Linked DNA regions of Mus musculus: regions 1 and 3 are each linked to region 2. Evidence: chromatin loops called from intact Hi-C (ENCODE). Cell type or tissue: gastrocnemius. All regions are shown on one strand. Region 1 holds the start of Gm16206 (a long non-coding RNA gene). Region 2 overlaps Gm30125 (a long non-coding RNA gene). Region 3 has its middle 24 kb from the start of Setd7.

What was found. Hi-C counts contacts between places; a loop is a spot of excess contacts. Peaks named below come from ENCODE experiments on the same cell type or tissue, not always from the same donor. Only the 100,000 strongest peaks of a DNase experiment are listed, where the experiment ranks them.
Region 1: it touches region 2 in a loop (4-fold over the local background); 18 of 42 quality-filtered maps call a loop at or near these places.
Region 3: it touches region 2 in a loop (5-fold over the local background); 18 of 42 quality-filtered maps call a loop at or near these places.

The regions. Positions count from the first base shown.
Region 1 is chr3:53,447,247-53,455,246 of GRCm38, forward strand. It overlaps Nhlrc3 (NHL repeat containing 3), which reads right to left. Exons shown (of 7, transcript NM_172501.2): 6 at 6,296-6,408; 7 at 4,750-5,403. The coding sequence ends at 5,151. It overlaps Gm16206 (a long non-coding RNA gene), which reads left to right and starts at 5,373. Exons shown (of 2, transcript XR_001783836.1): 1 at 5,373-6,808. In gastrocnemius, a CTCF peak has its summit at 1,207 (motif pointing left); DNase peaks (open chromatin) are centred at 983, 1,192 and 3,616.
Region 2 is chr3:52,238,927-52,246,926 of GRCm38, forward strand. The region is part of intron 1 of Gm30125 (a long non-coding RNA gene); the gene reads left to right. Among named protein-coding and RNA genes, the nearest start is that of Gm30125, 5.5 kb to the left of the region's middle. In gastrocnemius, CTCF peaks have their summits at 3,748 (motif pointing left), 4,879 (motif pointing right) and 7,727 (motif pointing left); DNase peaks (open chromatin) are centred at 3,734 and 4,900.
Region 3 is chr3:51,580,376-51,588,375 of GRCm38, forward strand. No RefSeq gene overlaps it. Among named protein-coding and RNA genes, the nearest start is that of Setd7, 24 kb to the left of the region's middle. In gastrocnemius, a CTCF peak has its summit at 3,382 (motif pointing right); a DNase peak (open chromatin) is centred at 3,392; H3K4me3 peaks cover 282 bases; H3K27ac peaks cover 306 bases.

The DNA.
Region 1 (8,000 bases), 1.2 Mb after region 2:
ACTTTTAAAGTGTTCAAATTTGTAAAGACGGTGGGACTTTCAAGTGTGTGCTGTGGTTTTTATTTGTGATACTTATTAATGTGTGATATTGCGAGTAAACAAGAAAGAAAACGTGATGTCTTAACAGTAATGTGTTTGTGTGTCAACTTGACAAGGGATCAATCTGGTGAGCTACTATTTGTGGCAACTTGACACAGCTATAGTCATTTGATAGGAGGGAACCTCTGTTGAGAAAATGCCTTCCTAAGATTGGACTGTAGATAAACCTGTATGTAGAGCAATTTCTTAATTGGTGATGGACTGGGGAGGATCCAGTCCATTGTGGCCCCGTGGTCCTGAGTTCTGTAAGAAAGCAGACTGAGCAAGTCATGGAGAGAAACCTGATGAAGAGTGATATGGAGGCGGCGCTGAATCAGACACTGTTTAACTTAGACACATTAAGACACTTTTCAACTTCCATCCAACTCTACGTATAAAAGAAAGAGCTGGGGGCTGGAGAGATGGCTCAGGGGTTAAGAGCACTGTTTACTCTTCTAGAGTCGTGAGTTCAATTCACAGCCACCACATAGTGGTTCATAACCATCTGTAATGAGATTTGATGCCCTCTTCTGGTGTGCATGAAAACAGTGACAGCGTATTCACGTACATTAAATTAATTAACTAATTAATTAAAAGAAAGAGCCATGTGTTATGAAGTAATTACTTTATGCCATAAACTCATATGATGGCTAAGGGCCAGGCAGAGGAATAATTTGGCCTTTTAAATAATCCACTTTTCTTGTTTGTAAAATAATCAACCAGCCCAAGTAACAAGCCTCAAAGACCCGATCAGCAAGACTAATCCACCACATTCATGCCCATGAATTCCCTATGTCTGGATTACTGAAAACTGTTCAAACTTTTTCCCTTTTACTTGTAGAAAAACAAATGAAGTCAGAACAATGTTCAACTGCTGGAACTGTGCCAGGTGTACAGCAGCTTCCTTGGAATATAAGTATTCTATACAGACAAAGGAAAGTATAGTAATTATACTATAGAGACAAAGGAAAGTATAGTAACTATACCATAGAGACAAAGGAAAGCACACGGGTGTTCAGCAGGGTAACTTCAGTTTTAAAGTCAAGAACACAAGGAAGCCTGGCATTGTGATTCACCAGCTAGTTCAAGATAAACCTAGGATAAAACACAGCACTCTACTGCCCTCTTTTGGGTGAAGACTGTAACATACCTACCAACTACATCTTAGGAAGTACTGCTGGTGACTGCTCTCAGGGACACTAGCCCAAAAACCTTCATGCGTGTAACTATGTTTTGTAAAATGAATAAAGCCAATAAATTTTTACATCAAAATTTTTATTTGATTATTGCTGAAAGTACACAGCTGAAAATAAAACAACCCAGCCACGTAAGCTCAGGGTTTGTTGTTGTTTGTTTTTTAATTCTGATTTAAACCTTTAAAGAGTTCCCAGTTTGATTAGCTCTCTAGTCAAACCCAAAAAACTTTTAAAACCAGAAGAAGCCCAACAAGTTGGTTCTTTGTCACCTTAGCCTTCCAGCAATGGTATATGGAGCAGTTGGTGCATGACCGTAATATAAGCGGTATTTGTTCATTATTAAACTGTAGCCATGTTTTCTCTGATTGACAAACACTCCACTTTAAAGACTTGTTCATTCTCAGAGTGGAAGGAAAGATAATCACAGCCCTTGGTCCTCTAATATAGACTAGATCCCCTCTGTGTCAAGAATAAGCCTAGGAGGCAGAGGTTTCAAGAGTTCCACTGCTACCACAAAATCCAGACTCCTGGAGCTGAGACGGCTCGGAAGAAGATTGAGTTGAGTTGTACTGTCATTCCAGCTCCAGGGGACTCCAATGCCGTCAGCCTCCACAGACATATGCATCCACGTGCACACGCCCACAAGGAGATACATACACAAATGAACACAATCCAAAACAATAGAAAGTTATAAAGCTGAGATGGCTCCCTGGATCTGAGCACTTGCTGGGTGGGCATGAGGATCTGGGCTCGAATGCTCACCCACATAGGAGCAGGACAGGCCCACAAATCCCTGTGAGCCCAGGCTGTCCTAGCTCATACAGCTCACACATCCCTGTGAGCCCAGGCTGTCCTAGCTCATACAGCTCAGCAGCCTATGCTTTATGAGACCACAGACAAAGAATATTCTTAGTGCCAGCTATGTCGTTAGCCCTGGGTTTATGCAGTGAACTTTAGTGTAAAACTGGGCTGGTATGCAACTTGAGATCTTGCTGTGGCCTCCAGAGTTGTGAGTTACAGATGTCTACCACCATGCCCAGACTCACCAAACTGAGATCTTATGGCCACTGAAATTCTTCTATTATTAAAATAACAAAACTTAAAACAAGGAGCCAGGTTACATACATTTTTCTTTGCACAACTTTAATGTTCCAATAGAAAATACAACTTTTACTTCTTTAACTCACTGATCCAGTGTGTGTGTGGGGTGTGAGATGTTTTGATTGTAAGCTCACTGACCACACAAGATAAACAAGAACAATATCTGCAGCAAGTTTTGTAAGAATCTGTAAAGAAATCATGCTGGCACTGGCCTGGAAGCTTCATCCCTACTTGCTAGCTCTCACAGTTCTAGAAGGTTCTATTTATATCACTGAAGGAGAAAATGTTCAGCAATCATAACCAGCTGTGGAGGCTGAGAGCTACAGTAAGGACTGGCCCATAAAGGTGTGTCCACTGGACCAAGAGTTGCACAAATATCATGCATCAAATTTCTGACTGGATTTAAAGCCTGTTCTAAAAGATGGAAGCTTGCTTGGCACTGCTAACTGGCTAAACACCTGTGGCTGGCAAGGCCATAGCCCCAGGGGACTATCTAATACTATGACCTGCCCCACTGTGAAGTTCTTATCTTCATACCCATGGGTTACTGCCTCTCTCAATTCTCATCACGGAAGCTTCATTTGGAATAGATGGATATTAATACAGAGATCCACAAGTGATTCGGCCTCGGAGAATAAGAGAATGTGAACTGACAGGCTCTAAATAGGACATCCTTGAAAGCCTCGGGGACTACTGCAGAAGAGGACAGGGGTGGTAGGTGTCTGCAGCAGAACACCATCTGCTGGACTGAACCCACAAACCAGAAGTCAAAATCCCAGCACAGAGCAGGGAGGGGCTCATGAAGCCTACCACGAACTAAGAAGCTACTGGAGGTAGCTGTGGGGGACCTTTCCTAAAAGGTGACCCTGCTTCGAGGAGTGTCCTACACCATGCACATCCAGGCTGCACCGAGGTCATGGAATGAACACGTGCACGAGGCACTGGGAGGAAAAGGTGATGGAGGGTGGGAGGAACTGAAAGGGAGAGAACGCAGGATGGAACTGATCAAAACACAGTATCTACTATAAACCCTCAATAACAATGATCGAGACTAACCAGGTAAATAAAATACAGTAGAAAGAACAAAGGCAGTTCAACTAGTCTCCTCTCCTTCCAAAGGGCACCTGCATTTCCTGTCTGGTTTACCAACAAAACAAGCTTCACCTTCCCTTCTCGTCCAAGTCAACTGGGCAGCGTGACAAGCGCACGGGCCCCGTGAGGACTTGCTCTGTAGGAGCCTTGAACAGAGCCAGGCAAACCTGGCATGTGTTATAATGACGAAGGCAGTGAGAAGGCCATCTCAGAACTGTAATGCACCCCAGGCTCCATCAAGACACCTATGCCTGCTGCTCATCCAGTCCAAGCAGCGTCAGTGAGCTAGCGCAGCATCAGTGACTGAGGGAAGAACGAAGCTCCCTCGTCACTGAAGAGTAAGCTAAGGTGGCTTTTCTCAGTCAGTCTGGTGAGAGGTAGGGACACAGTTAACAGCCTTGGAATCCAGGACTCTGCTGCTGGAGGCTGGCCTTCCGCCCACACTGCACGGACCACCACCCCTGGACAGGTAGATCCAAGCCCCTCAGCTGGAGTAGGTGGGGTAAAGTGCTGTGCAAGTCAAAGTCAAACTCTGGGACAGGGAGGGACACTGATAGGAGCAAAAGGGGTGGGCGACCAAAAGACCCTGATAGGATGGGGTTCTATCAAAACCTAGAATGGAGCAGAACAAACTGAAAGAACGCAGCAGCCGCATACGAAGGACATACATAGTGCGAGAGTGGGCTGCAAGGGCAGACCATTTCCATCGTCATACCTCAAGCATTTGGCACTCTTCCATGTAAATGATTCTAATTCTCCTGAAATGTCTCTGAGGTAGGTAAGTGCTAGTAATGACATGAGTTCACACTGCACAGTGGCAAGGGCAGCACTGAGGAGGGGACTTAGTGCCAGACCAGCTCTAAAACACCCGCCTGCAAATCTTCCTTTCAGTACAGTGCTTACACGCTGGCTGTTTGTTGTAGTCTTGCTTGTAAAGGGTGACATTAAATACTTTGTACCAAAAAGACCAAACCCTTTGTTGTTTTCTCGTCGGAATCCACGGGAAGTGCGTCTCAGCCCTTCTCTACCTGGACGGTTTTGTTTCCCTTTGTCACGGATCTCTTGGCCCAGGCTGCCACAGACTGCCGTCTCCATGAATCCTCCCATCCCCCCACATACACACAGCTCCTCCTGTCCTTCATGGTCCTCGCTCCTGCTGTCATCACGCCCACTTATCTCTCTATTGGACCACAAGGCTGACCACACTGCTCCCCACTTCAGAATCCTCTGGACTGGGTTGGTACCCACATGAATCAGTAACTCAGCAGCGCACCCCAACACAATCTCTTCCACAGTCTAATACACATAGGCTAAACCAACTAGTAGTTTCCACTCATCATATGAAGTCACCCAGGAACCCAGAGAGAGTTAATCGATGCAGGCAAGCAGCTTGGTTACAACCACAGTTCCCGTCATGGCCCCATTTTAGAACTGCATTTCTTCCTTTAAAAGGTGCTTCTGTGAAGATGTAGCCCCTGCTAGGGCAGCCGCCTAGCACTTAGGAAGTGATGAGTTCAACTCCCAGGGCCACCAGAAAGAAACACACTTAGTTGTAAAACCAAGTCCCAAAACCACGAGAAAACATGACTCTTCATGACCCAGCAACACACTTTTCTTGCAGAAGAGGTGAAAATGACCCTGTGGCTCTGAAGTGCTACCCGAAGCTCCTCCCAGCCGGAAGCACTAAGCGCCGAAGGCAGGGGTGCGGCTGTGCCACGGGATGTATTTTTGTATTTGTTTTGCCCCAATTTCTGCTACATACACTGCGCCAGTCTTTCTGTCGACTTCCAAAAGATGTGGCAGAACCTGATCTGCCAGCTGGATAGTGCTGACCACAGAGCAGTCTCCGATGCTTCCGGAGGGTGGGGCAAGCAACACTGACAGCCTACTGAGGTTCAGCTGGGCCACAATCAAGTACTTCCCATCTGGGGTGAACCTAAGAGGAAAGAGAATTCATAATAAGGACCAAGCCTTCACTGTGTGCCCTTGGCTGTACCCTGGAGTGGACTGGCTTAGCAGCCTGGAGAGGCATGCTGCAGATTTTCAGGTTAGAGTTCATGGCTCCTGGGGCACAATGCACCTTCCGGTTCCTGAGACTGAAGCACTCCCTCAGGCAGGGAAGGATTCAGGCCGCTTTGTATTTCTCAGTAAGTTCCCTTGGAAGGCAAGGGAGCCTGGAAGCTTAACCGGACAGTTGGCCTTAGACATTAACCTTGTATAGCCTGTACAGTTGGCAAACATCTATGTATCCTGACTACAACTATATTGATCCTGGCGACTGCCATTGCATTCTACTTCTGATAAAGGTCTAGAAGATCTGATTGCTCTCAACAAAATTGCCACAGCTTAAGTGTTGCTGTGGACCCTTTAATGGCCTGGTTTCATTCCTCCTGGCCATATCAGGGGATCATGGCCCAGTACTTACTGGCAGGTAAGTGTGGGGTGCTTACACTCGCCAATGCTCAACAACAGTGGCCATCATTGTCTGAGGGGTTCTTTAATGAATTTAAATTGTATAGAATTCTGTGATAATAGATGAAGCTAAAGATATGCCTACTTTAAAACAAAACACAACATAACATAATGAAAGGAGAATTAGAAGTTGGGCGGGTTCAGCAGTGTGGACTCCGGCTGAGATCCTCCTATGATTAGGAATCTCTCAAAGGATTCGGAACTCTCAGATATCTAACCTCTTTGGACTCTTGTTTCCTTCCACTTTCCCTTGCTTAAAATCAACAATAAACACTTTAAACTTTTGGCCACTCTTCAGAAGAAGTGGGTCTCACAGCCAGCTAAAGCAAGCATTTAACACAACCAGGAGCGATTACCTCACAGCAGAAGGCCCCTCCTCTGTGAAACAGTTGTCCCATGCTCCTAACCACTCTCCAGTGTCCTTATCAAATACTTGGAGCCTCTTATTTCCTCGGTCCGCAACCCACACCTGAGAAACCAAGAAAATAATGTCAATGGGGAGAGACCCACAGCACGAGAAGAAACACGAGTAGTCTTATCAGCTGCACATACACGGTCTCAGTTAGTGCTCGGAGGACCCCAAGGAAGATGGCATCACTAAGCTCCATTTTCAGAGGGGTTACACACCTTGTCTGCAAAGCACTAGGAAGTGCAAATGCTACAGTCTAATCAACACCTGCATCAGTCAGCCTAAAGGAACAGAGCCATCGACTACATTGAACGTGGAAGCAGATAAAACCTGAGTCGTCCACACAGTGCAAAAGATCAGAGACTCTGACAGGGTGCAGACTCTCCCGTCTCTTTACGTCTCATCACCATCACTGACAACTGAAGCAGCAGCTCCTAAGCCAGGTCCAAGACAGAGCCAGGTACATACTTGTTCTCAGAGGCTAAGGTGTTGGCTCTCTCAGTGTCATTTCTAAACTTGTATCTGTTATCACTGGGATGGGTCCAAAGTACAGAGAGTCACCCATGAGGAGGAAACGTGGGCATGTTAGTAGCACAGAGGGCATAATAGGTTTAAATGCGGTTTTTATAGATTACGACGAGTTCCCTAGACACTCCTATCATAAAGCAGGGAGCTCAGACAGTTTCCTCAATAGCATTCACAGGGATCCATAGATTACAGCACAGACCACACCCCTCGCAGGTCCTTCAGAGTTCTTGGGTTTGTATAGCTTGGTGTGACCCTGACTTTATTCTAATCGGTGTGTGTGGATTCTGGTAGCCACTGGCTGTTACAGACACAGGCACAAGACAGGCTGGTGCCCACACAAGTGTCCTAAGCTGTGATGGGTTTGCTCAGGGAGATTCCTGCCTCAGATGACCAAGGAAGAAACACTCACATCTCAAGATGGAATGGTATTGCAGATTACTTTCTTTCTTCTTCAGTATTTTGACCATAGGAAAGCCTCTCTGAGAAACAATACATCCTTAACTGTGGAGTAAATTCACTTTTCGGAAAGGCTCATGGTAGTGATGAAATGAGTTAGATACAATGTGGGGAATGCCACTAAACTGTTACAGAACATCAGGGCGCGGGGCCAGGGACGTAGCTCAGTCCTAAGATGCTCTCCTGCATGTGTAAGGCCATCAGTCCTCCCCCACAGCAGCAACAACGGACAAACTAAATCACAAAGTACATGAGAATGAGCTGTCAGTTTCACAACTCAGCAATCTCAGCCTGCTCCTCTTGCTGGCCCCTAAGATCTGTCCTCACCATGAATCTCATTATATCCATATCTCTCGTGCTTTGCAAAATGGGATTTTTTTTTTTTAAAGCAAAAAATAGGGCTAGCATCAAGGAAGACACTGCATGTCAGAGGGCAGCCTGGCCCAGCACTGCATGTCCACAAGCTCACTTATTTAACACAGGCATGACCCCTCAGAGCTCGTGGTGGAGGTAAAGCAAATTCCATTCAGCAGCGCGTGCCTCAAAGCCTGCACTCTACACAGGAGCATCTGTGACGTAACAGCAGCGACTGGAATGCAAAGTACACTTCCCACAGGAAACAGGTAGCGAGTTTAAGCCTGCTGATGGGGACTTGCTTAAGACTGCTG
Region 2 (8,000 bases):
TCGATAGCCAGCCTCAACAACCTGTAATGAGCACCTTGCAATACCAGAGCAGAGGTTCCAGTGCCTATGGCCCCTGCAATACCTATACCTAAGAGGGTGGACGGGACAATGGCAGCTATGGGTTCCCTTTTGCATCATACATGAGACCCAGGAGTGAGATGATTAAGGACATCTTCTCCTGAATGATACATTATCCCTGGGATGTTTTGTACCAGGTCACAGAAATCAGGGGAGGCATTTAAGACTCCAGGGTGAATGCATGGAATTAGACCAGTAGAGCATGCCCACCCCATGCTCTCAGGAGGACCCAAGTACCCTGAACCTATCCAAGTTACTGTGGTGTTACATAGGTGGCACACAGAAATACCTATACAGAGCCTTTGTCTCGAGAGCGACTGCAAAGAAGTCCAGCTGGGACCCTCTCGCTGCCATCTGCATTGCTGAGGTTCCGGATAATGTTCTGTTATAGAGGAGTTAAGGGCTAGCCCATCATAATATAGAGAATTGGCATCCAAGCATAGCCAACAGTCCTCAGTAAGATCTGTGTAAGACTGATTGAGCCATTGGCAGGTGGCTTTGAGATGTAATGGGCCAGGGACTCTCTGTGGGGAGGTTCGGACATGGATTTGTCCATGTCGTGTGGTGGTGTCAGTGGATAGGATTGTTTGGGCGGCAGAGGCCAAGACCTAGGCCTATAGGTGCAGGTTGTGTAGGTATTTCTTATCTAGTTTGGTAGTAAAGGGGCTGCCATTTCCCAGTCTATCTTTGTCATAAATTCAGAGCCCCCAGGTTTTCCTAATTCCCATCTGTTAGCCTCTTCCCCCAAGTCTGCAAACCTAATGAGGACAGGGTTGCACTGCCCAGTGTCCGTGGCTGATTTGGTCATCAGACTTTCAGCTTACTCAGTTGAAGTCCATTTTGATAGACGGATCCCACCAAATGTGTTCCATACTCACAATCCCAGGAAGAGCAGAAGGATTCAGCTCCCCCACATTGTCACTGCCAGGTCTTATGGTTTTTGTACCCCAGGCAAACATAGAAGAGATGTGTGCTGAGAAATCCATCAGCCCAAGAGAGCCATGTAGGTTAGCCAGGTCGGAAGTGGAGGTTGGGGAGCCAGGTACAGAGGGGTGCAGTCTTGATCTGCTGGTGGACAATGTCACCAGAAGAGTCCAGGTTAGGTTCCAGGGCTGGTGAGGGCAAGAACCAGAGAATGAGCCAGCAACTCCTGAAAGCAAGATGCAGACAGCACATGTCAGGAGGCTTAGAAGTGCTGGAACGTGAGTGTTAGTGGGTTTCCTTAGTCTCTGAAGGACATCTCGTGGAGACGTTCCCTGAGTCTGGATGTGACATAGACAAGCATGGGATGTATCCAGGTAGCAATCCTGTCAACCTTGAGGGTAGTGTGTTGTTAGGGCCACGATGTTGGGTCCTTTCCAGCAAGGGCTTTAGGGTTTCCTTTCGGTGCCTTCTCGGGAAGATCCAGTCTCCAAGGGCAATAGTGGTGGGGAGTCGGAGTTGGCGCAGCCTCATAAATGGGCTTCGTGTGAGGCCATCGCTTTTTTCAGGTGTGGGCTAGATGTTCAAGAGAGTCAAGTAAATGGTGATCATCAATTTCAGCTAAGACTTCAGATTTTAGGTTAGGTAAAATGGGAGGGGGCCCTTCCAAACATGGTTTCATAAACCCAATGTATAGGATGTGTTTTGAACCCTATTAAAGGCAAAGGGGAGGAGACCCACCCAGTCCCTGCCAGTCTCTATGGTTAATTTAGTAAGGGTCTCTTTTAGAGTTCTATTCACCCTCTCTACTTGTCCTGAGCTTTGGGGCCTGTAAGTACAATGTTGTTTCCAATTTTCTCCAATGGCTTTAGCCATCCTCTGTGTTACCTGAACTGTGAGGGCAGGTCCCTTGTCAGAGCTTAGGAGGGCTGGCATTCTATACCTGGGAAGCACCTCCTGTAGTATCTTCTTGATCACTATCTGTGTCATTTCATGCCTGGTGGGGTAGGCCTCAGTCCATCCTGGAAAGGTGTCTACAAGCACTAGCAGGTACCTGTAATCATATTTCCCTGGTCTTAACTCGGTAAAGTCCATTTCCCAGCGGGCACCAGGTTTGGCACCCTGCCGTCGGAGCCTTTACCCTTTGGCTCGTTATCTGCATTAGTGAGCTTGCAACTCAAGCATTTGGAAGCAGGCTGCTCAGTCGGGGACCTGAGGGTGAGGCTCTTTAGGTCCACCTTTCTTATCAGGTCCTCAGTTTGGAACCCAACAGGGTTGTCCGGTGTATGTGTTAGAGCAGACTGGCTGCCAAATTGCTGGGCAAGATTATTTTACAGTCTCCGATGAGCCACCAGCCATCCGGCTTATGGGACATAGGCAGTTTGTGAGTAGAGATAACATAGAGTATTGAGGCTTATCTGGTAGGACTGGAGCTCCTGGGTCAGGCAGTTGGAAAGTCAAAGCTGCTATAGGAGCTGCTGCCTTGGCTGCCAAATCTGCCCTGGGATTGATTACCCTTTGCCTCAGGCATAGTTCCTTCATGCTGGCCTGGTTGGTATGTAATAATCATTTTTTTTTTAAACAAAGAGTCTCTAACAGGTTTAGCATCTCCTGTGTGTTTTTAATAATCTTTCCTTCGGCTGTCAGGAATCCTCTTTCTTGGCCCCATGAACATACAGGCTATCTGTATAAATGTTGAGTCTTTTGCCTTTTTCCAATTTGAGGGTTTCTGGTAGAGCTATAAGTTCAGCTTGTTGTGCCGAAGTGCCGGGTGGCAGGACAGATGCCCATACAGTTTCTGAGTCTTCTAACACTGCTGCCCCCCATATACTTTTGTCCAGTCACACACAAAGCTGCTTGAACCAAGTAGCTTCTACATTCGGCAGCAGCCGGTTCCATAGGTGTTTCCTGAGTCTGTGCACCTGGCTTGGTATCCCTGCATAATCACGTAGTGGAGTCTCCAAATCTGAGTCTGGTAACAGAGAGGCTGGGCTCAGGGCAGCACTTGGTAGAAAATGGATACACAGGGCAGGGCAGGGTGTGGGGTAGCAGCAGGCTTTCGTGAGTCATGCATGCATTGCTTATCCATCAATCTGGGGGTTGAGAACCCCTTCAATGGATGGGGAGTGGTAATGTAGAGTTCTTGCCCCAGAGTCAATTTATCCATGTCCTTGACTAGAAAGGCTGTGCAGGTGATAGTTTTCAAACAAGAAAGCCATCCAGAGGCCAGAAGGTCTAATATCTTTGAAAAGTATTCTGGGGCCTAACGTTTGAGCGAGCTATGTCTTTGCCTTTAGCCATGTCTTTGCCTTTAGCTATACATAGCTGGAAGGGCTTGGTAATGTCAGGTAGCCCTAGTGTGGGAGTCGTTAATAAGGTCTTTTTGAATCTATTGAAAGTGCTTTTCTGGACTCTGTCCATTGGAAGGCCTCCTTTTCCTTGATGGCCTCGTAGAGGGGCTTCGCCAATTATGCAAAATTAGGGACCCAAAAGTGGCAGAACCCTGCCAACCACAAGAAATCTCTGACCTTCCATTTTGTGATGGGTGGAGGTCTTCAAAATGATCTCTTTTTGGACCTCCGATAGCCATAGAAGCTATCTTTTAGGCTCCCTTTTAGGATGTATCCCAAGTATGTTGCCTCTTATTGGCAGATTTGCGGATGCCCCATAGCCTAATTTCCCCAGTGCCATTAACAGGGCCTCAGTACTCCGTTGACATTCTTTCATGGTCTCTGCTGCCACCAAGAGGTCAACTACATATTACAAGAGGGTGATACTGGGATGTTTCTGCCTATACTGACTCAGAGCCTCCTCAAAGATGGTTGGATCCTTGTGGAAGTCTGCCCCATGTTATTTGTCCATTGAATCCTTTTTTGGGGGTCATGCCACTCAAAGACAAACAGAGGCTGGCTCTAGGGGGGCTAAGGGCAGGCTAAAGAAAGCATCTTTGAGGTCCAATATTGTATACCCACTCTTGGAAGGTTATGACAAATTCAGGAGGGTATATGGGTTTGGTACTGTAGGCTCTATGTTCATTACTCTACTCTTTACTTCTCTGAGGTCCTGAACTCGTCTATAGTCATTGTAGTTGGGCTTCTTGATGGGAAGGAGGGGCGTATTCCATGGGTACTAGTTTGCCAAGTCCCTGAACCTTCTGATGTGGGATATGATACCCGCTTTGGCTTCTTGGGGCATTGGATAGTGTCTTATTTGGACAGGAGTTGCCCCTGGTTTCAGTTCAATCCAAATGGCAGCCCTATGGGCCGCCAACCCTATTCCTCCAGTTTCTGCCCAAGTCAAGGGGGATTTGGTCAACCAAACTGAGATCTCATTTGGGAGAGAGCTTGGTCTTTGTAAAATCTGTATTTATCTTCTAGAGACAGGGTGAGTATGCGAATGAGGTGCCCTCTGGGATCTGTGACAGGGGTGGCTCTTTGATCAAAGGAGATCTGGGCTCCTATCTTGATCAGCAACTCTTTCCCCGGGAAGGGGTAGGGGTAGTCTGGTATGATTATGAAGGAGTGGGCTACTGCCCCATTCTGAGATGAACTGTTCTTCGAGTAGTCCATGTATATTGATTCATACCAGTGGCCCCTTATACATGGGATTTCTTTGAGGACAATTTGCCATGGGATTGGATTAGGACTAAATATTGTATCCCTGTGTCTCCTAAGAAATTAATGAGTTTTCCCTCCACTTTAAGGGTTACTCTGGGTTCGGAGAGGAGGGGTCTGAACCTCGTCCCCTCTAGTCACTAAATTCTTCCAACTCGAAGACCTACAAGATATCTCTTTGGAGGTATCTTCTGGCAGTCTTTGACCCAAAGTCCCATCTCCTTACAGTTCTCTTGGAGCCTTGGCTTCCTCTCTTCATTTGCCAGCCACGAGATGGCGCAGTTGGTGGTTTTTTTCTCGGCGAAGGAATCTGCTGCTGTGGCCAGAAGTATCATGGCCAAGTTTTGAGTTTGTGGCTCCCTGGTGGTGGTCACGGCTCGTAACTGTTTCTTCTCAAGTGTTTCTCTGTTGTTGTACACTTTCCACCAGCAATTCCTGCTAACTCTTGTCCTCTGGTCTGTCTATTCTCTGCAATTTGCACCTGATATCAAGGGCAGCCTGATTCACAAAGGCCATAATGACTACTGATTTCTTCTTTGGTGCCTCTGGATCTGGGGGTGTATAGGTACGATAGGTCTCCACACTCCTTTCTAGAAAGGCTGCAGGTGATTCTATCCTTTCCTTTTGCACATTATGTACCTAGGCCAAATTATGTACCTAGGTCAGTGTGCAGCACTCTGAGACTCCCGTTAGAGTCTAGAGGAAGATCCAAAGCCTCTCCCTTACCTTCCTCGGAGTTAAAATTCCAGTCTCGTCTGGTCAAGGGATAGCCTACATCAAGCAGAGCCTGGCTAGTAGTAGGAGTCCCAATTGCTCCAAGAACCAATATCTGGGCCTTATTTAAAATCCTCTCTTGCTCCGGGACAGTGAAGAGGATCTGTAAGAGTAGTTGACAGTCATCCCAGGTGGGTTGGTGGGTAAAAATGACAGAATCTAATAAGTCAACTAAAGCAGCTGGTTTCTTTGAGAATTTAGGGTTCTGAAGTTTCTAGTTATATAGATCACTAGTGTTGAAGGGCCAGTATTGCATCAGTTGGTTCCCCTCATCGTCTTGTGGGCTTATTGCCCTCAAGGGGAGAACTGTGGACTCAGCCGCAGGCAGTGGAGGCAGCTGTCATTGGGCTCACCAAGGAGGGTCCTTGAGCCCCTCCTGGGGCCTCAGGGTGAGACCTTTGGTGATCCCCTAATGGGGGTCAGTAAGGCAGGGGTGAGAAGACGAAGTCCTCTTCAGTGTCAGTGTTAAGACAAGATAAAGATGGGCCATAGGGTTAGTTTCAGTTTTTCATTTCTCACTGTTTTCCAGGGTACAGCAGTGCTTGGCTTCTGTGACAGCAGCAGCAGCTTGAGCCATTTTGGTGGGGCCTGGACCAGATCCTACCAGATGTAAATCTGGTGATGTAGTTTGGGTGTCTCGGTTGTCCAGAGATGATGTCCTTGGTCCTAAAAATTGTGGGCTAGGGGCTAGCCACCTGTTGAAGGTTGGCCATTCATTCCTGCAAAAAGAAGTCTAAACCTAGACTCTAACCCTAATTTTAGAGTCCTTGAAATGGTCTAAGAACAAAGTTAAAGGACTGATCTTAGTCTGTCCCATAACATCAGCCACAAAGAAATAAGTCAGACAGAGAGCAAACAGAAGGACAACAGGCAAGAAGGCACTCAATACTCCTGGGAATCAGGTAAAAAAAAAGGGGGGGGGGAGAAGATGGTCTCACTGTGCGCTTTTGGAGTGACCAGCTTTGTCTCTTCAAGTATACTCGGGGGATCCAATTCCCTATATGCAGGTCTGGGACATCTCCCAAGTCCGGTGGCCCAGGGTTGTCCAGTGCATCTGCCTGGACTGCTTGCAGCTTGCATTAAGGGTGGAATGCTGAGACACCAAGACAGAGGACAAACATTCGGACACTCACTGGCTGGGTTTTGACTCAACAGTTCAGGGGTCCTGGGGAGTGGTGCTTGAAGATCCTGGACAAGCCTACAGATGTTATGCCCTGATCTAAGGGTCCCCAAAGACCACCAGGAGTCGAATTTGTATGCTCGAGCTTGGACCTTCAGGCCCTCTGACACAGCTAGGTAACGCAGAAGACCCCAGCACCTAAGGTTCAGCCTTTTTATTGTGGTTACAGTAGGATGAGGGACTTATCAACTTGGCAGGCACATAATTGGCTAACAATGATTTCAGTTGGCTAAAGTAATCTATCTATATCTTTCTATAGCTTCTGGAACGTTAGGTATTTTCCTGCTGGTGGCCTGTCTGGGGTGGTTCCTTCCTGGAACAGTTTATGTTTTCCCAGTAATTAGAGTTTAACCTGAGGACAGGACCTAGTGTATAAAATGGAGGGCTAGTTACAAGATGGAGTCTGTCTTGTCCAGTTGGGTCCCTTCAGTATGCGTTAACTGGTTGTGTCCCATGTTCTGGGGGCCAGCCATGGTATGCTGGCTAGGGTCCAGCTGTGGTTCTCTATCCTCTGCCTCCTCCATCTCAGGGTATCCAGATGCTGCTGCACACTGAGTGGGCTGAAAGGGTGAAGCAGAGTCTGGAACGGACGGTGTTCTGCAGGATCTGAGTCCGGCTGGTGGGAGTCAGGGGAAGACTTCTCCGAATATCTTAGTGTTACAGGTCCTTTAAGAGAAGGCCTTCTCTGATGGTCTTCCATGAAAGGACTCCCTTAAACAGTCTCAGCGTGTGTGCATACCTATATGCAGGGTGAGCGTGTATACACACACTCCATTCGAGGTGAACCAGGGGTGTATATGGACCTTGGAGAGTGGGCGGGAGTTTTCAGAGTAAATGAAAATCATTGGCTAGAGTTTTAAAGTTCTGTGGATGCCTCATTGGATTCCAGGAATCCCATACTTGCTGGGTGGTTCCTATCTCTTAGGAGAAAAGAGGAAGTTGAACTTGTAGGTCTATGGAGAACTACTTGACCTTTTTCCAGATAGTGTGGGGAGTCAGGATCCCCAGACAAGGTCAGATGAGCTATCTGGTCACCACAGACTGTGACCTCAACTAGCAGGGTTTCCCCATAATAGCTCAGCGCACTTGCTGTTCTTCCAGAGATCCTAAATTCAATTCCCAGTAACCACATGGTGGCTCACAACCTTCTGTAATGGGATCTGCTGCCCTCTTCTGTCTGATGCCCGTTTCTGTCACACAGACATAATGCAAATAGAATACTCATGTAGGCAAAGAAATAAATCTCTAGAAAGAAGCACTTTGGGGTTTGCAGATGAGCATCCTGAGTGGCAAGCACGGTGATTAGGAGGCTCCCGGGGAGAGCTGCCACATAAACTAGCATGTAAACTAGTAAAAATAGAAAAAAAAAATAATGCCATCTAAACCTTCCAGGAGCCTGGGAGTCCCATCAGGCGAAATCCAGTGTAGTTGCT
Region 3 (8,000 bases), 660 kb before region 2:
GAGTGTCAGCCTTGATTAACATTACAGGGTCAACTCCTTTTCTCCCAGTAAGGACCCGTTCAGCTAACCCATGAGATTCCTAGGCTGTCTCTCCATGCTAGCGAGGCATCTCTGTACCGCAAGCCTTCAGCCTTTGCCCACCCAGGGTATTCCTGCCTCCAAAACTATGCAATCCTTGAATCACTCCAGGTAAAGTTGACCCATCTTCCCGAAGCTGGCCCTGGTCACTGTCATATGTACTCACAGGGCTTCGGAACCCCCTGTATGTCTCCTCTGCTCTATTTGGCCTCCTGGATCAATGTCAGCCAGTGGTGCCCAGGGGCAGGGTGGGTCACAGGAACCATAAGTAGTGGGTATGTGCACTATTTAGTAGAACTTTTTTTTTTTTAACTCTTTCTTGTTTTTCTCAAGAGAAAAAAAAAAGGCAATTAATTTGATAACACCACAGCGTTTACAGTCTAGCAGAGCCAAACACTGCTCATTGGTTGACAGCTAAGGACCAGTAAGTGTCTGGGTCCTGGAAGGGTATGCCTTAACTCTAGAGCGGTCTAAGATTTCGGCTCTGTTCATTTCCTCTGGTTTCTTCTCTTCCTTCTGCCCTCCGTTTCTTCTTCCTTTGTTGGTTGTTGTGGGATTTCTTTCCTGCCTAAGATTGGTCTGCTTGGGATGTCTGCTTCTATTTGAATGAATTTTGATATTTTGCATTTTTCTGCAGAACCGTTCATTGTGAGGGGCTGGGAGATGGTTCAGTGGGCGAGTACTGGCTGAGTACCTCCTGAGTTTGGGTGCTGGGGAAAATCCATGTAAGCTGAGCATGGCTGTCTTCCTCTACTGCTCTGACATAGGATCTCTCACTGGACCTGTAGCTCACCAGTGGGCTAAACTGGCTGGCCTTAGAGCCCTTGAACCCTCCTGACTCTGCCTTCCAGCCATGGGGAGAGCACTTACAACTCTAATTTTATACGTGGGGATAAACTCAAGTCCTGGTGCTTGTTGTGGCAAGCTCTCTTTACACACTGAGCCATCTCTCCAGCCCACAAATGATTCCTTTTGTAAGAATTGTACTTTGTGGGTAATAGCACAGACTGCTCTTCCAAAGGTCCTGAGTTCAAATCCCAGCAACCACATGGTGGCTCACAACCACCCGTAATGAGATCTGATGCCCTCTTCTGGTGTGTCAGAAGACAGCTACAGTGTATTTATGTATAATGATAAATAAATCTTTGGGACTGAACAAGTGGAGTTGACCAGAGTGAGTGGGGCCAACTGGAGCAAGCAGAGGTCCTAAAAATTCAATTCCCAGCAACCACATGAGGGCTCACAACCATCTGTACAGCTACAGTGTACTCACATACATAAAATAAATAAATCTTTTTTAAAAAATGACGCTTTCTTATATGTGTACACGCCACTGCATTTTCGCAATCTCAGCTTAGAGTATTGTCCTTTTTTTTTCTTGATTAGGCTAGCAGATATGTATATATGTACACACACACACACACACACACACACACACACATATTCACCATTGCTGTTCTTTTGCTTTGTTTGGTTTCCAGGGATCCATCCCTTCCCTCCTACACCTCACCCCCTCTTCCCTTCCTTTCTTCTGCCTCACTGAGTAACACTGGCCGGGAACTCACTCTGTAGACCAGGCTGGCCTTGAAGTCAGAGATCCTTCTGCCTCTGCCTCCCAGATGCTGCGATGGATGGCGTGTGCCACCACTGTCCAGCTTAGATTATTTAAGATATCCAAAAACATTGTAAATGCCATGCAACAGTTATTCTACTGTAATGTTTAGAGAATGGTGGTGACGAATCAGGATACGGTCAGCACCACGGCATCCCCCAAATCTTGTCAATTATAGTTGGATGCACAGATGCAGAACACACGGGTATAGGTATGACTGACTAGAGTGTTAGTTCTGCCTTTCTGTTTTCCTTAGACTTTAAAACTTTTTTTGAGTTGAATAATTTTCTTCAGGTTCATTCTTCTTAAATAATTTTTAAGTTAGTATTATTTATTTACTTGTTCCTGTGTTTGTTGATTTGTGTTGTTCCGTGGGGCACACGTGGAGGTCAGAGAACAGTTATGGGAACCTTATAGGAGTCAGTTCTTTCTTTTTAACTGTGTGACTCCTGGGAACTGAACTGAAAGGTTGGCAGGGTGGGCCTTTACCTGAGCCGTCTTGGCAGCCCAACAAATGATTTTGAGAGTTTGGGTTTTCCTTTTAAGACAGACAGACAGACAGACAGATACAATCTCTGATTATATTTCACAGGTTTTAATAAGTAGGATTTTCCTTATTATTTGCTAAATGATCTGGCCTTTTGTCTTTATTCATGGAAATGGAGGATTTTTAGACACAAATGATCCATCATCTTTAAGCCTTGCTGTTGGGTGATGCTGGCCTGGATGCTACTTCTTTTTCTCGAGGCTTCTGCAGATTAAAACCAATAAAGCCTTTTAACAGAATTCCTGTGTCGTGTGTGCTCAATAAGGCTAAATTGCCCTTCTCTGCAGTTTGGGAGGAAATGGAATTGGAAGATGGAACTCCGAGTCCTAACTCTGCCACTTTTTATTGGTAACCAAATAAATAACGCGATTTGAGCCTGGCTTCGTGTACAGCTGTAAGGCTGCTCTGTGTTCTCTTCTGTGCAATTTAGGGCTGCGAGGAACTTGGAATTAGTTTCAATTAGGCTGGCTTAATGATTTCTAGGCCCACTTGTTAGTTGAGTCAGCTTGGCCTTGGGACCTGGAGATGCTGAGTACAGCTCTTGCCGCAGTCAAGCTGATGCCGTGGCTTCCTTGTATCTTCCTGCTCCACACAGAGGAGAAAAACATCCAGACGACCCTGGGCGCTCATTTCCTCCATCTTCTTAGGATAGGCCCTAGGGTTGGCTGGAAGAGATGGTAGCCTGGTGTCAGAGCAGGCTCTGTGGAGACTCTTCCAGGAGGGGCAAAGCTCTCCTGTCACAAAGGTCTCTCCTGCTCAGTTTTCTGGTTGATTTGGCATTTCCTGTCCACAGACTTGGAGATTGTCTTGGCTGTCTCTCTGGTGTGGCTGCCTTTCTGTGACAGGGACCTTACAGCTGCCATAACATGGCTACTTCTTTGCCTGTAGGTTTTCAACACCTGTCCTGCTTGTACAGCCCATATGATTTGATGGCCACAGAGACATACTTTACACCTATGGTGTCTTATAATCCCATAACAGATGATACTATGGAAACGGTGGAAACACCCGGTGCTCAGAAAACACCAGAAATTCCCCCTGAAAGAAGCAGAGAAATAAGTAGAACTCCAACTGCTTTGGTTTGACCCAGGATTTCAACTCCAGGGAGCCATTCCCATCCTAGACTTCGCGGTTTTCCTGTAGGTGGCGCTAAAGGGTCTGATTCCACCAGAGTCTGTTTCTTATGACAAGATTACAGCAGAGGAAAGTGTATGGAACACCATTTCTTCTTTGTCCGCTAGCCCCACGAGGGTGAGCGGCAGCCCCGAGGTAACATGGCGATGCCACAGGAGAAAATTAACATACGGTGATGAAAATATACTTCTTTGAGGAGTGATTTAATTCTAGACAGATTCTGCTTACACAGTCTCAGAAGAGGCAGGAACAAGTGTACAGCCAGCAGCAAGGCCGTCCCTCGAGGTCCCAGTGTGGAGATGAGGTAACCCATGGCTTCTCCACCCCTCACTGCTCCTTTGATAGTTATTTCCTTGATTTCATAGGGTAATTGTGGGCCCTGCAATATCTGAATGTTCCTCAGCTTCCTGTTGACTGTAGGAAATAATTTGTTGGTGTCTGGCTGTCGGAAGTCCCCTGCGAGGCACATCTGGTTTTCAAAGGATCGACAGTGTGCGAGACCTCCCACTCTTCCTCACAGCAGTCTTACCCCCCACCCCCCTTAGTGCCTGCCATTCAGAATGTAAGCCATCAACTCCCTGTTCTTGCCACCGTGTCTGCATCTTGATGCCATGGTTCCCTGCCTTGGCAGACTCTTATGTTTTTCTTCTGTGAGTTGTCTGTTTGTGGTGGGGTGTCATAGCAATGGAAAAGAGACCGACATGCTCCACACGCTGTCTTCTGAGACCCGCTGGAGCACACGTTAACACATTCCCATCTTCTCTTCCTAGCTCAGCAAAAGAGGGATTCTCTGGAGTCCAGGTCACTCCCCAACGAACATTCTCCTTGGACTCAACTTTCGTTTGACTTATATGCTTGCCTTAGGGCAGCCAGAGTGATAATGGATGTCTGTGTGTACACTTTCCCAGGGGATGCAGGGGATGGTGATGCAGGGCGAATGGAGCTCTTGTAACTATGTGTCAGTTAGCTTCCATTGTAACAAGAACATAATTTAAGGGAGGAAGGGCTGGATCCACGGTTTCTTGGCTCTGTTGCTTCTTGGCCCCCACATAATCAGGCAGCATAGCATGAGCATGTGGCAGAACAAAGTGGGTTAGCTCTCAGATAGCAGTGTGCACTGGTGAGAGTGTCCTAAGGGAAAGGCATTCCTCCACAGATCAGCCTTCTCCATCCAGGCCCCACCTCCCAGGAGTCCACTCATCTAAGGTCTGTCAGTAAACTAATCCACTGTAGAAGTTACTGCTTTCCTGGTGTTTGCAAGCTCCGCTCAGAACTCACTGGCTGGCAGCTGGCAACTGAAGGCTGCTCGGGTCATAGCATGTGCAGCTGTGCCCTTCTCTCCATCTTAGCATGGATCCTGGGTACAGGGCCCAGGCTAATAGACTTTAAGCTGGACCTTGCTGCTGCGTATGATGGAGACACAGCAACCAAATGGCCCGCTCTTCTCCTATATCCTCCAGATCATACATTCCTTCTTCCAAATGCAAAACCTCCCCTCGTGCCTCTGGCAGCCAGCAATCAGAGACAGCCAAACTGCGAGTATCACAAATTATTTATCAATGAAGTGGCATGGTGTTGCCTGTGCCCTGGACTACTTGATGCTCCACCTTACCTGCCCTTGGGAGTTGGAGGTGAGGTGGTGCAGACTCCCATAGCAGGTGAGAGATGCCACAGAAAGCTCATCTGCTGCAAGCTCCCTTTCATACCCTCCACCAGCAGCACCCCACTGGTCCCCAGAAAGCATCTCTTTTAAACTGCAGTTCCCGATTGGCTGGCATTGTCTGTGTCAGCAATCCTTGGTCTCTCAGGCAGTCCTCAATCAGGTCCTCTTGTAGGAGATGTGGCTGCGAGGCCTCTGGCTTTTATGCCACTCTTCCTCCTACATCATGGAACCTAGCCTTCCCTGGGAATCTGTAAGGAGTCCCTTTCCCTAACACTGCCACATGGAATCCTGTCATGTTTTCTCTGTGGCATTAATATCTCTTCTAGTAAATCTTTGCCTAAATAGCAATCTGGCTCAGTGTTCCTTGTGAGTCCTGATTCCCAAACATCCAGCCTCAAGCATTGAATCCGTGAGCCTTTTAAAACATTTTATACCCAAACCACAACACACTGCAAAGCTGTACACCTCGGGCTCCTGAGTTGGAAGGGGTGATAGGAACTGAGAAGAAGTTGATAGAGGACAAGAAAGATAGAGTGAAGATAGAGTGACCTCATGGCAGAGAAGTAATATGGTTCCAGGATTTCCCAAGCTGCTTTCTTTAAAAATTTTTTTATTACATTTTATTATTTTGATGGTGGTGGTGGTGGTGGTGATGTGTGTGAAGAGGTCAAAGGACACCTTGCAGGGATTGGTTCCCTTCTTCTACTGTGTGTGTACACCAGAGATGGAACTCAGGCCCACAGACCTGCTATCAGGTGCTTCAAACCACTTCGCCATCTTACCTGCCCTTCCTAGATTTCTAAAAACTATACTTCACAGTTTGAAATCTAGGATCTGTGACTTTCAGTGATTCCTTGGTACAACTCAAACAAGGGGAGAGCGTTGATCTCATCAGACTGCCCCAGCTATGAAAGGAGTTTTGTGTCCGCTGTACAAATGCCATTTAAATCTATTCATTTCCTGCTCTGTTCATTCCTGAGTCATTCATTTGAGCCTTCTAATATAACCTGGCTCCCCAAGAGGCTGCCCCTAAGCGCTGCTCCTCTTAACAGAACTCCAGGAATTCCAAAGATAGTTCAATTTGGCATTTTTGGGGGGATGTTCCCCAAGGAAATATTAAATCAGGTTTATCTCTCACAGCAAAATAATAAATGTTTTCTAGTGTATAAATTAGTCTCCTGACAATTCGGCTATAAATACACACAGTAGAGCTTGAACTAAGAAAATTGAGCTTATTTTTAACAGCAGGTCAAATAGTTCTTCCTCAGAACATTTATCTTTAACTTTTCAAAAGCAATTTTATGGCATTCATTCATTCATTCATTCATTCATTTAGTGCCTAGTATGTATAATGGCTTCTTGTAGGTACATCATTGAGCAGATCAACAAAACTCCTGTGGGTTTTTTTTTTTTTTTTTTTTTTTTTGCTTTTGTGAAGATAGTATCTTGGAACATTATGTGTGTATTTATTTGTTTGGGTGATTACAAATACATTTTTTTTTACATTTACATGTGTGTGTGTGTATGTAAGACAGACAGCGAGAGAGAGAGAGAGAGAGAGAGAGAGAGAGAGAGAGAGAGGGAGGGAGGGAGGGAGGGAAGGAGGGAGAGAGAGAGAGAGAGAGAGAGAGAGAGAGTGAGTTTGGGGGTCAGTTCTCTCCTATCATATGAGTTCCAGAGTACAAACATGGGCCATCAGGGTTGATGGAAGGTGACCTTCCTCTGTCAACCACCTCACAGGTCTTAAAGCTATTTTTAAACTAATACTAAGGACATCAAAGCTGCACATACGAACAGGACACCGAGTCTGATTAATTTGATCATCCCATTTTCCCTTCTTTTGTAAGACTCACATGGATGGGGCCGGTGTTGCTAGTGACTGTCTAGTTCTCACACAGGGCCAGGTCGTAAATAGACACTCAAATATTTAAAGAAAAAAAAATAAACCAAGCTCTCAAGGCTGTGTAATATTACATTGGATCTCCAGTGATTGATCCTCTGAGCCTACAGCTACTGTGCAGGCTTAGACATTACTCATGGGCATTGATGGTTTGCTCCAAGGTCTCCGGCAGTCAGTTTTTGAAGGGGCAGGAAATGACAGTGATGGTCAAGCAAAGGGTGGCCCCAAGTTTAGCTTTCTTGGGCTGTTCCCCGAGCATGGTGCTCTGTGAGTTCTAGATTGGGGGCTAACCAGCCAGCCAGCCGGAGGATGTGGGAGAAGCATAGGCTATTCTAGTAGAACCAGGATGAGTTGGCAAGGCAAGAGCTTCCCACCCAACTCTGTCCACACCCCTGCATTGTCTGCACTGAACTGGTGAACCAGTAGTTGCTGGTTTCAGAATCTGAGGCTTGGAGCAGCAGCGGGGAGAGAAACCTGCTCTAGAGACATCCGAGGCAAACCTAGAGCCGAGATTCTGTGCACTCAGCTTTCCAAGTGCAGTCAAGCACATGCATGCATAACAATCAAGTATGGCAGAGACCGGTCAGGCAAGCCTTTGAACTGGCTGGGCCTCTGCTGTGGCAAGGGTGACGAGGTGAATGGGTCAGGACTTGGATGGCAGCAAGGGCAGAACTCTAAAACCCAGCTCCAATGGGGTGACCCAGGAGCAAAGAGCCACGATTTGCTGCTGGAGTTATCTCAAGTTGGGAAGTTCCTCTACTCCCCTCTAGGGGAGGAAAACCATGACTTTGTTTTGGGCCTCATTCATAGCTATCCCCAGCCACGGGTTAGGCACACCTGCTTGGATGATGCTGACCTATGCTAGACCAGGCAAGCCTGTTGTTACCCAGGCTCTGTTTCAGGAGAGTGCAGGGGAGGGAATATGTGAAAGAATGGAGATTTCTTTTTCTCTCTTCTCTTCTCTTCTCTTCTCTTCTCTTCTCTTCTCTTCTCTTCTTTCTTTCTTTCTTTCTTTCCCTCTTTCTTTCTTTTTTCCTTTCTTTTTTCTTTCAGACAGAGCCTTGCT